Linked DNA regions of Homo sapiens: region 1 is linked to region 2. Evidence: chromatin loops called from intact Hi-C (ENCODE). Cell type or tissue: endothelial cell of umbilical vein. All regions are shown on one strand.

Region 1 (2,500 bases), 690 kb before region 2:
AAAGGGGGAGTGGTCTAGATTCAAACTCAGGTGGTTTGAGTCAGACTCTGTCAATCCTTATAAGCTGTGTGACCTTGGGCAAGCCACTTCACTTCTTTGAGCCTTTGTTTCCTAGAACTCAGAGTTTAGGTTTCTGGGTTCTCTCTTCAGGTTGGAGAATATTATAGATCTGTTTCCCCAGAAAAGAGACTCTAAGAAATTTCCTAACACGAGTTTTATGGAAGAGTGCCTCTGAGAACAACATATGTGGGGGTGTTAAAAAAAAAAAAGGCAAAATTGGGCAGAGAGAAAAAATGGGTTGCAATGAATTGCAACAGAGTTCTCAGCTGATACTACAGGGAGCTCTTGAGTTAGGATAGCTCTTCAAAGCCATTCTAAATAAAAACACAGAGGCCTGGACCTGAACTCCCACATTGGCCAGCCATGCCATAAGGGCTGTCCTTTGGCTAATGGCAATTGATACAAAAGAGTGTGAGTTGCCAGGGCTCCCAGCAGCTGGGAGAATGAGTGCCTAGATTCTGAATGAGTGATCTGAGCAGCATATGCTATAAAGAGGAAAGCCATCTCGTTTCCTGCTCTGGAAGCGATATTCATTTTATTCAGATGTGTGGTCTAACTTCCACAACCCAGCAAGACAATTGTGAGGGTCCACAGTGAACCACCTGTTTTAGGAGGGGTTCCTAGACATAGACCCTGAGATGAGGATTCATACTAAAGCAATTTATTAGGAAATGTCCCAAAACAAACCAACAGGGGAAGTGAGATCAGGAAAGGAAGAAGGCCAAGCAAGCAAAAAGCAAAGTCCTACAGAAGGTAACATAGGCTCAGTTCTACAGGAGACCTTTGGAGAGGGCATGTGTACTTCCTCAGAGTTGTCCCCACCAGGGAGCAAGGTATTCTGCCCATTTATTACCCCCTACCCTACTCTGCACTCATCAGTCATTGGTTAGGGACTGCCTCTGAGAAAACTTAACTTTCCAGGCACTTTCAACTCCCCAAGTGTAGACAAATTAGATTCCAACCGCTTGGGGGCAACCCTTCAACAAAGACACAGATGCTACCTTTCCTGGGAGTGAAACCATACAGGGAACCCATGTGCCTTAAAGTGGTAAAGGGACTGGGAAGGCTATGGATGGAGAATTCAAAACACGGAGTAGAGGTTCATCAGTTTTTAATAAACCCACGTGTCTTATTGCCCAGGTGGGCACTGAGCCCAATTATTCCAGTTCTCTGTCCTGTCTATGCTCAACTTGAGAAGAAAGAAATCGAATGTACTAATCCTTCTTTTTTTTCTTTAGCATGATAACACATTCTCCTGTAAGTAAATGCATACCAAAAAACACACACACATTTATACTTCTCTCGAGGACAAGGAATAATTTTTCGGTCAGGGCAATCCTAATCTAGATTAACAAAATACAACATCATCATAACTAGAACTAATCGTGGATTCACCCAACATTTTTCAAAATACATAAACTTCAAGTAAGTTTTTGAAACACAGCACTTTTTAAATCAATGCATGAAGTTGTTATTAGAGAATATATCTTAAATCACATGTGCCTATTTGCAGAATGCTAGGGAAGTTTCCTTTTAGTGCATCCTGGAAGAGTGTATTAGTGATCTCCTCAATGCAATAACTTTCTGAATTGCTTTTGAAAGTGATTTGAAAGAGCTTTTAACAATGTTCTTCAATACAAGTATTTGTGAGGTCATACCCCCACTAAAAATTACAATATCTGTGTTAAATTTCCTTACCTCCTTTAAAAATTAGTGATTTCATTAGATGACATCTATCAGCATTGAAGACTCATATTAAGGAGGTTCATTTCAACTAATATCTCATTCCCAAATAGTACTTCACTGTTCAAAATTAAAAACTCAAGAGAGAACCCCGTAATAAGACAAAGACTGTAAGGACTTAGTTATTTGGCAACTCCCTCTTTTATGGAGAACAATTTTGGGGAACAACACCTGCTTTACAATGACAAACAAAATGAAAGGAAGCCAACATTAACCACACTTAAGTGACGGTGTTTATTTGCAGGTGGGAAAGGAAGGCTATGAGGTGGGTGCGCAAGCTTTATTAGATTGCTGTAAATAGACTTTCTTTTGCCACCTTAGGGTCTCCTATCAAATCTAATACCAAATGCATCTCTATACAAAGGCTAAGAAAAGGGCTTTATTCTCTTTCACTAAATGACGATTTTGAAGGAATGACTTAGGTATGTTACTAAGCAGTGACTTTGATATCATACCTAAATTTTTACAATCTACATTGTAAGGTATATAGGATTATCTGTAATTTGGGGAGAATCAGATTTTTTGTTCAATTGCCTTAATTTCTATTGTAATATTGGCTTTGTCTCTAAATATCTTATGATTAGGTTTATAAATGACTATGAAGCTCACAAAAACGTCTAGTAACTAAAAAATTGCAGTGGGCTCCAACAATTTGGTCCCTTTATAATTCAAATTTTTTATCTGCTAAAAGAAGAGA
Region 2 (2,500 bases):
CTTTGTGACACTCTTGCTTTTGGGGATCAGCACTAAATGTGTGGAGGGTAGAGGTGTTAACAATACGTTCTCCCCTCAAAAAGTCTGAACAAGATGCTCTGCTTTTCCCCCAGCTGACTCTCACTTATGCACAATATAGTTAATCATCCCAATAGAAGAGTCAGTTGTGCCCTGTGAACTGAAGAACCAGGACTAATAACCCGTTGGTATTTACTCATTCAAATAGCAGTTTTGTGTATGGTAGCATAAGCATTGCAACTGAAGAATCTGGACTCCACCATAAGGCAGATTCCAGACACCCAAGCTCTGGATTCTTTAGTGGGAATAGAGGAGTCATCACCACACACACACAGCATTGGATTCTGTCCTGACTCGTTTTTTCTAACTTCTTGGGCGAAAGGGCAGATTAGAATTGTTCCAACTCAGGCTTGTATAATTCCTGCAGAAAAGACCTATTGTTGGATCCACCTTTATCCTGACTTACCTACATGTTTAATCTTATAGAGGAAAATGGCTTTCAAGACACAAGGGATACTGATCTTACTTTAATTCTAATCACTGCCGTACCCCCAACCCCTGCTTCTTTCAGGCACTTGGCATTGAACTAGTTTTGTCATTTTACTTGCTTGCCACCTACCCCCACGACTACCCTGACAGGCCAGAAGGGAAAGTGCGGTTCCTTAGCTCACTGTACTAATAACTCCTCATTCAGCCATCCCTAGTTAAGAGTGACCCCCTAATGTCCACATTTTTTAGGTCTGCTCTTCTTTTGTCATCCCTACCAGAGTAACTTAACCCTTTACTTACAAGTTACTTGGAAGTAGTTTTCTTTTAAAAACAGTGTCATCTAATTTTTTTCAATATTGGAATGTAAATTTCCAGATGTGCTGGACTGTCCCTAGAGCAGCAGCATATACAGTAAGACCTACGATTGAATGACTAACTGGGCAAGATTGAGCTTTTGTGATGTTTTAATTATTTTACCTAATATGGAAACACTGTTGTATAATCCCAAACAGTAGTACATATTTGATCATCTAATTAAATATTGGTAACTGTTAGTGTGCCAAGTCCTGTAGTATGTGTGGGAAATTACTACCCCCTAGAGACTTAAATTCGGATGTACAAAAGATTGTATCCAAATGACTATAGCAGTCTGTGTAAATACCCAGACAAATCTATTCTCTTCCTGGTTTGGAACAAATTTTAAAAATGAACTCTATAGCTTCCATAGGCCACAAATCATCCTTGTGCGTCACAAAAAGTTATGTCAAAAATTCCTTCGGAAGTTTATCTACTTTATGCTAGAGGAAGACAGTAGGCACCATTTCCTCAGTGTTGTTGTTACAAGACTTTTGGAGGGCTTTGTTAGAAGGCCATTAAATGGCCACACTGTTGGAGATCTTAAGTGCCTGGGATAGTCTCCTTCCCATAGTTAGGAAGATATATCCCCTATTTAGCCCCACCGTGTTCCAGTATAACTTCCTTGATACAGTGGATACCACTAATGTGAATTTTTTTTGAGACGGAGTCTCGCTCTGTCGCCCAGGCTGGAGTGCAGTGGCGTGATCTCATCTCACTGCAGCCTCCGCCTCCCAGGTTCAAGCGATTCTCCTGCCTCACCCTTCTGAGTAGCTGGGATTACAGGCGCTCGCCACCACGCCCAGCTAATTTTTGTGTTTTTAGTAGAGACGGGGTTTCACTGTGTTGGCCAGGATGGTCTCTATCTCTAGACCTCGTGATCTGCCCGCTTTGGCCTCACAAAGTGCTGGGATTACAGGCGTGAGCCACTGTGCCCAGCCAAATATGTGAATTCTTGTGTGTGGGTACTAGTTTTTCTGGGGAGCCCTTTAGGTTGGCTCTAGGTCTGCAAGTTCTTTCCAAGGGATAGTTAACCTGAATGGTACATTCCTCACAGTACCAGAGCCTCTTCCTTTCCTCTTCCCCTCACCTTAGGTGAGGAAGCCTTCTAACTTAGTTATTAGGACTATGGCAGTGGTCGCCCTGCTTTTTAATAGCACTTACAAAATCGTGTCACTACCCTGTTAGTTTCTTTAGTAAAGTTTTCTCATTTTTCAAGTTCCTTCTGCCACTCGCTTCTAGGTTACAAAAGGTTACTGTTTTATGAAGGGGTGCTGAGGGTAAGAATGTACCAAGTAGATCTCATGGAGAAGGCAGCTTTCACCCAGTATCTCTGGTAGATTGCTACCTTCATAGCTTATCTTCTCTATGAATTTCTTAGCAATAGAAGAGTAAATCAGGAGTGGATTTTTAGTAGTGTGTTTGTCATAGGGAATGTAGATGTAATTGGATTTTTTTTTCATATAAGCATTTTGTAAATTCAGTTTTGGGTTTTTTGTTTTTTGTTTCTTGTTTTTGTTTTTTGTCTTAATAGAGCTAGGCATTACCAGGGTTGATGCATATTTATTACTGCAAAGAGTTGTAGACAAGGGAGGAGGGAGCTAAATAATATTAATGGTAATTTAAATCTAGAAAATCA

What was found. Peaks named below come from ENCODE experiments on the same cell type or tissue, not always from the same donor. Only the 100,000 strongest peaks of a DNase experiment are listed, where the experiment ranks them.
Region 1: a loop joins it to region 2, with 3 times the contacts of the local background. A loop is called at or near these places in 2 of 110 quality-filtered maps.

Annotation. Positions count from the first base shown.
Region 1 is chr3:23,182,884-23,185,383 of GRCh38, forward strand. No RefSeq gene overlaps it. Among named protein-coding and RNA genes, the nearest start is that of UBE2E2-DT, 19 kb to the right of the region's middle. In endothelial cell of umbilical vein, a CTCF peak has its summit at 1,015; a DNase peak (open chromatin) is centred at 1,038.
Region 2 is chr3:23,874,269-23,876,768 of GRCh38, forward strand. All of the region lies in intron 3 of UBE2E1 (ubiquitin conjugating enzyme E2 E1), which reads left to right. Among named protein-coding and RNA genes, the nearest start is that of NKIRAS1, 41 kb to the right of the region's middle. In endothelial cell of umbilical vein, no CTCF peak of the experiment used is centred here; a DNase peak (open chromatin) is centred at 1,113; H3K27ac peaks cover 436 bases.